Regions from separate parts of the Homo sapiens genome. Here region 2 is linked to region 1. A link is an interaction called in ENCODE POLR2A ChIA-PET data of the cell type or tissue named here. Cell type or tissue: GM12878. All regions are shown on one strand. Each heading gives the region's core, and the rest is flanking DNA. Links, peaks and the distances in the headings are about the cores only. Region 1 overlaps SGSM3 (small G protein signaling modulator 3). Region 2 has its middle 21 kb from the start of PDGFB.

Evidence for each region. Peaks named below come from ENCODE experiments on the same cell type or tissue, not always from the same donor. Only the 100,000 strongest peaks of a DNase experiment are listed, where the experiment ranks them.
Region 2: POLR2A ChIA-PET joins it to region 1 with 5 read pairs; 1 of 35 experiments calls an interaction of 5 or more read pairs at or near these places.

The regions. Positions count from the first base shown.
Region 1 is chr22:40,383,776-40,389,153 of GRCh38, reverse strand. The region is part of intron 1 of SGSM3 (small G protein signaling modulator 3); the gene reads right to left. It also overlaps a transcript of ADSL not described here. Among named protein-coding and RNA genes, the nearest start is that of SGSM3, 16 kb to the right of the region's middle. In GM12878, for the core only: no CTCF peak of the experiment used is centred there; a DNase peak (open chromatin) is centred at 3,500; H3K4me3 peaks cover 1,092 bases; H3K27ac peaks cover 1,586 bases.
Region 2 is chr22:39,263,527-39,268,904 of GRCh38, reverse strand. No RefSeq gene overlaps it. Among named protein-coding and RNA genes, the nearest start is that of PDGFB, 21 kb to the right of the region's middle. RefSeq lists enhancers at 1-66, 1,835-2,104, 2,285-2,364. In GM12878, for the core only: no CTCF peak of the experiment used is centred there; a DNase peak (open chromatin) is centred at 2,274; H3K4me3 peaks cover 360 bases; H3K27ac peaks cover 3,429 bases.

The DNA.
Region 1 (5,378 bases), core at 379-5,378:
TATATGCCTGTTCTTCAGATGCCTTAATGTTGCGCCTTCGACTCTCCTCTAGCTCTCTGCACTCTCCTGGAACTCCTGGATGACTCTCACAACTTCAATTAACATCTACAAGCAGATAACTGATTTCTAGCTCCAAGATGCATTTCTCTCTCAACCTCAGACCAGCACATCCAGCTGGTGGGCAGCTCCTCCATATTCTTCGAATTTGCCACGCTCCAAGTTAACTCATCACCTTTCCTCATGAACCTGGTCCTCCCCTTCAGTGGTCCCGTTGCCATTACGACCTACCTACCCACTCTCTCCAGGCAGGACTTGGGGATGATGTTTAATGGATTCTTCACCTTTCCATCTTCACCCCTCAACTATTCGGCCTTTCCTAAAGTTTTTGAAACCTCCCCTTTCTCTTACAACCTGTTGCTACTTTCTAGTTGAGGCTGCCGTCGCTTTTCACCATCATGATTATTATACATCTCTCAACTGGAATCTCTGCCTCCACTCTCGGCCCCTCCCTCCAACCACTCTCTACCCTGCAGCCACAGAAATTCTTTCAAAATACAACTGATCATTTCCCTCCCATCTTTAAAACCTTCCCTTTGCTTTAAAGTCCAAATTTGTTAACTTGATTTATAAGACCCTGCATGACCTAGCAGCCCCTGCTACTCCCTGCAGCCTCATCTCTGAACACCTGCCTCGCACTTGCCTCCAATGCACTTTATGCTTTGGCAACGTTATCTTGGAACCCACCTGTGTTCTCTCAGAATGCTGCTAAATACAGCAATTACTCAGCAATATGTAAAGACAGCCTTGAAACCTGGACCCTACCAAACTCCACGATGAAGGAGCTAGTGGCACAGAACTTCTAGAACTGACTCCCCCTCCGGTTACCCTAGTAATTTTTGTTGATCATTTATATCACCCTTTATGACAAGGACATCTGAGGTGAACATCCATAGTATCATACAAATTTCTCAGCTGCCTCCTCCAAAACTGGCATCAGCAGAAGAGCAAAGTAAGTCTAAGAATCACACTCTACCTTGAACTCCACTCCTGCTACAAGGTTTGCAGCTGGGTCTGCTTACCCTTCCCTGAGTCAATATTTTCTTTGTGACAGAGATAGAGTGTTCCTTTAGGCGAGACTGAGGTGTGACTGTGTAAGGGAGAACACAGACTGGAAACATATATCAGGGAAACAGGAACCTCACCCTAGAATTCAGCACACAAGGTATGCGTGTCCCCTTCCTGCACAGGAGTACCAGTTAAACTCAGCTGCCCTACGCGGACTTGCTCACACTCATAACTGTGCCAGGCTCCTCTAGTTCCTCATATCAAATAATCAATCATCCACAGTAATCTGGTTACTTACCTGAGTCCCTCCCTCGATCATTCCTCTAATATTTATGGCCTGGCAGTTTCCGGAAAGGATAAGGAAAGCAACTTCATGGACCTTCTGTCATTCCCACTACCAGGGGTGGGGGATAACCACCTCCCCCAGAAGTAGAAGTGAAATAAATACTAGTTAGCTAACTGCAACTCAGCTTTCAGGTAGCTCTGAAAAATAGCAGACAAGAGTTTTTGAGGAAAATAAAGCTCCTTAAGGGCTGACTGGCAAAGAAGGCCACTGAGACATTTATATTGAAAGTTTTATATTAACATAGGAGATTAGGGCACCTAAGAGGAGATCATAAATATAGTTTACACAGTTGCTATTTTTCATATAATTAAACTACACAGGTCAACAAACTATCTCATCTTTACATCATTTATTTGCCATTACCATCTATATAATTACCGGAAATGTTTCATTTGCAGATATGAACATACCTACATAACATTACCCTAAAGAATGGTAATTATACTACACTATATACAGTATTATAGAGTATATATGCTATTATACTCTGTGGCAGTGAGTAGACGGAGGTATCAGAAGGAAACCTATGAAAGAAGGAAAAATAATATGTGTTAAGCATTCATCACACTGCTAAGCACACTCACAGGCATTATCCCCATTTTACACCTCAGCAAAGGACTGACCCCTCAGCAGTCTCACTATACCATACTGACTAGCACAACTCTAGTTATCAACTTTGCAGACAGTTTCCAGAAAAGATCATGGAACTATCTGTGCATGTGCGGGAACAAAATATCTTGACTTGGGATGACATATCTAGTGGGAGCCAGCCAGATTTAAGACACAAAGCAACTAAAAAAAATTTTTTGTGTGTGAAAATTCAAAATTAAACAGATAAATTAGGAGAGAATTCTCATAAGAGCAAACCAACTTCTCTAACAGATCTGCACCTATATTTAGAGACCATTAACTTCTTTAGTACTGGGGTGCAGGGCAAAGGGACTCACACAAAGTCATGAATTATAGAGTTAGAAGGATCCTTTGGGTTCATCTCTCATACTTTTTGAAAAAAGAAACTAGGGGCCAGGCACACTGGCTCACATATGTAACCCGAACACTTTGGGAGATTGAGACAAGAGGACTGCTTGAGGCCAGGAGTTCAAGACCAGCCTGGGCAACATAGCGAGACCTGATCTCTAGTTGTCTTTTTATTAAAAAAAAAAAAAAAAAAAAAAAAAAAGTAAGAAAATTGGACTAGAGGTCAAAAGACTGATTTAAAGCAGCATAGCCAGACCAGAAGTCTCTGATTTCTACTACTTTAATCTGAAACTGAATCAAAAACTTGGAAACAGCTAGAGACAGGCCCATTGGATTACATTCAGATCAGCATCATTACCAACAGAAATCCCAGAAGATACGTCACGAGGTTGTCCTCTTACTGTTGTGAACCTTAGGGTTAAGCAGTCCATATCTTTATATTATTTCACACTTAATAATGCTGATTTCAACAATCAGGTCCATACACTTCACTCCCATGTTGTAAAAGTTAGACAACCATCTGAACTAACCATGAATTAATGACAACTTTTTGCCTCATCTAGCCCCATTTAAGTTCCTCTTGGCTGGGAGAGGTGGTGGCTCACATTTGTGATCCCAGCACTCTGGGAGGCCAAGGCAGATGGATTGCTTGAGTGCAGGAGTTCAAGACCAGCCTGGGCAACATGGCAAAACCCTGTCTCTACTAAAAATAGAAAAACAAAAAAAACAAAAAAAAAAACAAAAAATTAGCCGGGCATGGTGGCGTGCGCCTGTAGTCCCAGCTACCTGGGAAGTTGAGATAGGAGAATCGCCTGGGCCCGGGAGGTCGACGCTGCAGTGGGCTGAGGTTGCACCACTGCACTCCAGCCTGGGCAACCAGAGTGAGACCCGGTCTTCAAGAAAAAAAAAAGTTGTTCCTCTGCTCTTTCTGCTCATGTTCCTCCTGGACAAAGTTAGGGAACAAGCCACATGCTATTTATCTTCACGGTTGCTCAGCAACCTTCATTCATCTCTAGTTGACTTTTCATCATATTTCCTTCAGCGATACTTTCAAATCATTCTCATAATTCTTCTGAAACCCAACTACTCTCTGCTGCCACTCACCCCCAGCTGAGGGACTGTACTCCAGCTTTAACGAAGCTCAGCTTATTAGACTTAAGCTTCCTCAACTTCCTTATTCTCCGTGTCAAAACGGCTTTTCACCTGTTTGCTCTTTCTGCCCGCCCTCTCAGAAGAGAAAGTGGTTTTCTTCCTTCCTACGTTAAATTCTCCACCCACGAGAACCTTTCAACCCATTTCCTTTATACTCTTTTCCTTTGTGCATCTTCAGTCTTTTCTTCTCCAATGGCTTCGTGTCCACTGCAAATACTTAGATCTCCTGAACCCTGAATTAAACAAAACAAAACAAAGCAACTATCCCTGTACCCACTCAAGCTGTTACCTTTCTAGCTCTTATCCCTCTGCCTCACTGCCATACTTTTTAAAAGCGCCCATGCTTCATCAATCAACTCACTCCTTAAGCTTTTCACCCTAGCTTCTGTCACCACCTAAACTGGTTTCTAAGGTCTCCAGTGATTTCCTAGTCATTATTTGGAATCCAGTTCCTATGGCTTCATTTCCTGAAACTCCCTGAAGCATCAGACTCTGCTGACTTACTTTGGTTTCTTGAACTGTTCAATGACTCTGAGGGCACAGACCATATTGTTTTTTCTTCTCTATTTAACTGCTTCTTTACTGCCTCTTCTTTCTCCAGACCCCCAAAAAAGACATTCCCCACATCAGTCTTCTTTCTTTTAGTCCATTCCTAATGGATTCCAAATGGGGAGTCCATCCCTATTCTGAATGGGGATTTAGCTATTACTGTCATATAAATTACAAATCTCTATCTCTAGCCATGACAACATAGATTATTTCCAACTTATTGTTGGATAGCTTCATTTGACTATATACCACAACACATTAAAATATGTATTTCTTTTTTTTTGAGGTGGAGTCTTGCTCTGTCGCCCAGGCTGGAGTGCAATGGCGCTATCTCAGCTTACTGCAAACTCCGCCTCCCAGATCCATGCCCATTCTCCCGCCTTAGCCTCCTGAGTAGCTGGGACTACAGGCGCCCGCCACCATGCCCAGCTAATTTTTTGTATTTTTAGTAGAGACAGGGTTTCACCGTGTTAGCCAGGATGGTCTCGATCTCCTGACCTCGTGATCCGCCCACCTTGGCCTTCCAAAGTGCTGGGATTACAGGCGTGAGCCACCGCACCTGGCCAATATGTATTTCTTTTTAATTTTTTTTTAATTTTTGTTTATTTATTGGAGATGGGGGTCTCCCTATGTTATCCAGACTGGAATACAGCTGCACACCACTGTGCCTGGCTTAAAATCTGTGTTTCCTGAATAAATCTATTTTTATTCTATCTCAGATGATTCTTTTTAATATTCCTGTTTCTTCTCCCAAGACATTCAGATCCTAAGGTTTAGGGTAATTTTTGGCTCCTTTTTTTTTGTCGTTGTTGTTGTTGTTAGAGACAGGGTTTTGTTCTGTTGCCCAAATTGAGTGCAGTGGTGGGATCATGACTCACTGCAGCCTTGACTTCCCAGGCTCAAGCAATCATCTCTCCTCAGCCTCCTGAGTAGCTAGGACTACGGGCGCATGCCATCATGACTTGCTAATTTTTATTTTTAGAGACAAGGTCCTACTATCTTGCCCAGGAAGGTCTTGAACTCCTGCACTCAAGCAATCCTCCCACTTTGGCCTCCCAAAGTGTTAGGATTACAGGCATGAGCCATGATGCCTGGCCTTGGCTCCTGCTTTTACTCTCATATCAAATCAGTTGCAAGTCTACTGATTTTACCTCTAAAATACCTCTAGCATCTCCATCTCCATTTCCACTGCCTTAATCCAGACCCTCCCTGCCACTTTTCTGGGCCACTGTCAAAATCTCCTAAAGATTTCTGTGTCTCCAGATTATCATTCCGTTTATGTTAAACA
Region 2 (5,378 bases), core at 142-5,141, 1.1 Mb after region 1:
TGACTTCATCTTCTTGTGACTTGTCTCTGGATTACAATCATTAACATCCCTCCAGCCGAGTCAGGAATGGCCAGGACCCAATGAATGTGTGCAGAAAGGACGGCCAAGAAGCTCAGTGTGGTGTGTGTCAAGGTAGCCAGGTCGGGCCTGGGCAGAGGGGGTGCCACGACTGAGCTCCAATCCCTGGGGGCCCTCTGGGACCTGGGCCCAGTGTGGCCAGGCCTACAGAGTGTTCAGAAGAAGTCAGAAATCCAGACTCTTGTGAAATCTCCCAAGTTTTAAGGGAAGGCCAAATGTTAGAAAACAGTTTGGGGCTGAGGAAAACCAGGACCCTGCCCTTAGAGCTGATAGATGTCACCCTCTGCCGGCCCACCTGTCCCCAGGTGGGATGCAAATGAGAAGCCATGCAAACGAACACCTCACATTGCATATAACCAAATGCGGAGGTGGGTGAGGATATACCCTTCTTCCCATCATGCCTTGTGGTAGAAACGCCTGGAGGGCACAGGCTTTGACTGTCCATTGCCGGGTCTCTGGAGCCCGGACCTGCGCCTGGCACACAGTGGGTTCACCTTCTCTGTTGAATCGAATGAATGAATGAAAATGATTAGATGGAAGCATGATGACAGAGATAGGCGAGAGACAGAGGAAGGAGCGTGGGCATGGCTAACCGGCTGAGTGGCCATGAGCAGTGTATGTCACCTCCTGGGGCTTCTCTGCTCCTCTGTAGACCAGGCATGGCTCAGGTCCTTAGAAAAGCAACTGGGTTGAGTCAGAAGCATATCACACATGGCTTGCTGACCCAGGAATTCCATGCCAGCCAAGGAGCAACCCCTAAATATGGAAAAAGGAAAGCTATCTGTAGAAAGATATTAATCGAAATATATTATTTATAGCTTCGAAAAACTGGAAATAACTGAGATTTCCAACAATGAGGGAATGGCAAAATAAACCATGGAATATGGTTTGACAAAATATTAGGCAGCCAATAAAAATGAGGTTCAGAGAAGAGGAAAAAGAAACGAGATTACAGAGAGTGAAAGAACTAGAAAAGTGGCCATGATATAATGGCAGGTCAAAAAGGCAGGATACCACCTTTTTTTTTTCTTTTAATATACAGTATGACCTCAGCCCCATTTTTTTTTTAAAGTCCTCAAACAAAAAACTATGGAAGGAAATACATCAAACCTTAACAATGATTGTCTCTGGGTGGTGGGGCTGTGGGTGGTGATTTTTCTTCCTTATTTTGACTTTTCTGCAATTTTTAGATTTTCATAAATGAACATGTATTGTTGCTTTTATGGTAAAGATATTAAAAATGATTTTTTTTTGACGGAGTCTTGCTCTGTCGCCCAGGCTGGAGTGCAGTGGCATGATCTTGGCTCACTGCAACCTCCGCCTCATAGGTTCAAGTGATTCTCCTGCCTCAGCCTCCCGAGTAGCTGGGACTACAGGCGTCCGCCACCACTCCTGACTATTTTTTTTTTGCATTTTTAGTAGAGACAGGGTTTCACCATATTGGCCAGACTGGTCTCGAACTCCTGACCTTGTGATCCGCCCACCTCGGCCTCCCAAAGTGCTGGGATTACAGGCATGAGCCACTGTGCCCGGCCAAGACATTAAAAATGAAAAAAAAAAATCAAAGGAATTCGGGGTGGGGATGGGGTGGATGCTGTCTGTGCTCTGCCCTCGAGTCTCTGAGAGGGAGTTGGCATCAGGGAAGGTTCTAGGCTTGGAGGTGGCAGCCAGGTGTCAGGGGCTGCCTGTGTGATCCTGGGCAGATCCCTTTAGGCCTCAGTGGCACATCCTGTCAGATGGGGCCTGGTCACCTACTTTTCTTTTTTCTTTTGGAGAAAGGGTCTCATTCCTGTTGCCCAGACTGGTGTGCAGTGGCATGCCATCATGGCTCACTGCACTCTTGACTTCCCGGCTCAGGTGATCCTCCCACCTCAGCCTCCTGAGTAGCTGGAACTACAGGTTTGTGCCACCACACCCGGCTAATTTTTTGTATTTTTAGTAGAGACAGGGTTTCACCATGTTGCCCAAGCTGGTCTTTAAACTCCTGGCCTCAAGTGATCCGCCCACCAGCCTCCCAGAGTGCTGGGATTACTGACGTGAGCCACTGCATCTGCACCCGGGCCTCTGGCCACCTATTTGACAGAGCGTGTAGCAAGAACAGGAAGGGAACGTGGCTGAAAACAGTATCGTTGTTAGTTCTTAGGAAGGCCAGTTCTGTTTTCAGACACCCGGAAAGATGTCAGCGTTCTTACTGGGGTGTCCCTGGGAGTATTTTTAGTCCCAGAGGTACAGATGTTCCTGACTCATTTTGGAAAGTAGAACTGGGGTGATCTCTAGACACGCATCACTCTGTGTGGGAGGGGCATGGCCAGGAAGTCAGAGTCCTGGGTTCTAGGGCTGGCTCTTCCCATACTGCTGTGTGATCTTAGACGAGTCACTCAGGCTTCCTGGGCCTCAGCTTCCCCTGTGCAATGGGCTTTGGACACAGAGATCACTAAGATGAATAAACTCTCTGTTTAAACGAGGCCTTCTCCCCCAGGCCCTAAGGGGCAGGAACCCAGGAGTCTGAGAGTGAGCCCCTTACCGGCTGTGGTCCCCAGAAACTTTTTTTTTTTTTTTTCTTGAGACGGAGTTTCACTCTTGTTACTCCAGGCTGGAGTGCAGTGGCACAATCTCGGCTCATTGCAACCTCTGCCTCCCGGGTTCAAGCGATTCTCCTGCCTCAGCCTCCCGAGTAGCTGGGACTACAGGCGCGTGCCATCACGCCCTGCTAATTTTTGTATTTTATTAGAGATGGGGTTTCATGATGTTGGCCAGGATGGTCTTGATCTCTTGACCTCATGATCCACCCGCCTCGGCCTCCCAAAGTGCTGGGATTACAGGTGTGAGCCACTGTGCCCAGCCTCCCAGAACCTTCATATGTGTCCTGTTACCTTATTTCCAGCCACCCTTCCCTAGGGGAGTATGTATGTGTGTAAGGGTATGTGTGTGTGGGTCTATGGAAACTCAGTTCACCATGATGGGATCACCTTGTTTCCCTGGACCTCCTCAATGGTATTCCACTGCTCGGAGTGTCTAGTGGTGGGGGAGGATGGAGGCTGCCTCGGAGCAGGTGGTGTGTCCAGGAAGAGAGTGCCTGTGATGGACCGGACGCCCGTCCGTGTGGTGTGCACACACATCCCCAGCCCGCGCGAGCAGGGAGCTGTGATGGGGCCCGGGGAGTTTCTGGCTACCCTTGTCCTTGGTGCCATGAGGAACCTCAGAAAGGACTCAGTCCTGAGCACTCCCAGGCTCCCACTCTGACACATGTAGTAGATGTGTGCGACAAGCACATCACGTCCCTGTAGACGCAGCTCAAAGCCTAATCATGGTGCATGCACTTTCTGTGCTTTCTACAGGCCCAGCTTTCCACAGAACCAGCGCCAGGAACCTTCAGAACGATTCTGTGAGACAGGCACTGATTCTCTTCAGCATTTACTGATGGGGAAACAGAGGCTCAGAGAAGTTAAGAAACTCACCCAAGGTCACACAGCAGCAAGTGGCAGGCAGGATTCAAACCCAGGCTGTCTGGATCAGGCCCACACCGTGACTCACGCATAGACTCTTCCAGCTGCTGCTCTGGCGATAAGGAGAAGCCCAGCAGAGACCGGTGGCTTTCCACGGTCACGTCGCAGATTAGTGCAGAGCCCAGGCACACTCCAGGACCCTGGACTTGGGAATGGGTTCTTTGCCCATGAACGTGAGTGGAGCCATCTGTCAGAGTCCTGGCTTCTATGCCCAGCACGGGCCAGGCAAGCAGGCCAGTGGAGAATGTGTCAATTGGACCTGAATAGCTTTCCATTTATCACCAGTCTATCCTTGTGCCAAGCCCTGTACCAGGCCCTGGGGTACAGAGACGAGCAAGACTCATTTTCTGCTCATAACCCAGGGACTTCCAGAAGGAGGTGACGTTGAGATTTGGTCAGATGGAGGAGGGCAGACAGGGCGTTCCGGGCTGGGGAAATGTCTGATGCATCTGGGGAATCTCCATGGTTTCTGGGAGGGTTGGGGAAAGCAAAGGAGAGGAGTTTTTGAGGGTCTGACGCTGCTGGGGGCAGGTGGGTGGGTCAGGGAGTGGGGACAGCTGCTGAGTCCACTGAGGCTCTGGAAGTTTCAGGCCCACCCTGGGGACGGAGATGTAGTCTAGGGAAGGACGTGCCCTCCACTTCTGGGTCACAGCTGGAAGGGGAAGTGGGGGCTGGGCACAGGGTCTGAGGTCACAAGGCAGGGACAGGGAGATGGTAGATCAGTACCCCAGCTGGTCCCTCAGAGGCGGGGAGGGGAGAGGGAAGCAGACCCAGCACCCGGCTTCTCTGACCACAGCTCCTGCGGCGCCTCCTCACTCACTTCCCCAATGCGACAAGCTCGTCCCCACCACAGGGCCTTTGCACCTGCTGTTCCTCCTGCCTGAAAATGCTCTCTCCTTTCAGCCACTTGCCTCCCCAGAGCAGGCTCCAATTTGCTCATTTGTTCACTGTCTGTTCCCCTCTTGGGACATGGGCTCCATGATGGCAGGCTTGGTCTGTCTTTGCCACTGACTCCCGGCTCCAAGCACCGTGCCCAGCACACAGTGGGCCCTCAGCAACAGCACTGAGCACTTGCTATGTGCCAGGCACGCCTCATGGGCAGTAACTCATTTAATTCTCAAAACAACCCTCTGGGTAGGGGACTAGGGGCCTGAAGCTGAGTCAGTCTCGAGATCTTCTTCCAGGAAAACACATGATTGTGGGTATGAGAGAGGCAGGGTGCCTTGGAAGGGGCCATGCACATGAGGCATGCCAGAGCTTAGGAGTCAGGAGCCAAAGGGCAAATATGCCCCTGCCTCTGGGGTGGGGGGTAGCCCCATGGTAGATGTGAGGAAACTGAGGCACAGAGAGATTAAGTAAGTTGCCCCTTTGGCTCGCAAGTGGCAGCCCTGGGATTTGATCCCAGGAGGTGTGGGTTCAAAGATCCCAGGAGATTTGGATGCTATATATAGCTTTAACTCAATCAATATTTGTTGACTATGTGAGCGACTGGTTAGGCCTTGACAAATGATTCACCTTCTCTAAGCATCAGTTTCAACATCTGAAGTATGGGGTGTATCTTAAATAGGCAGGAGAGCAACCCATCTTGAGAGGCTCGACGCCCCTTCTCTTACTCTCTCACCCACTGGGTGCTATGGTTTGAATATTTGTTCCGTCCAAAACTCACGTTTTAAGGAAACTTAATCCCCAGTGTGGCAATGTTGAGAGGTGGGCCCTTTAAGAGGTGATGGGGTCAGGAGGGCTCCGTTCTCAAGAATAGATTAATCCATTTGTGGACTAATGGGATAATGGGTT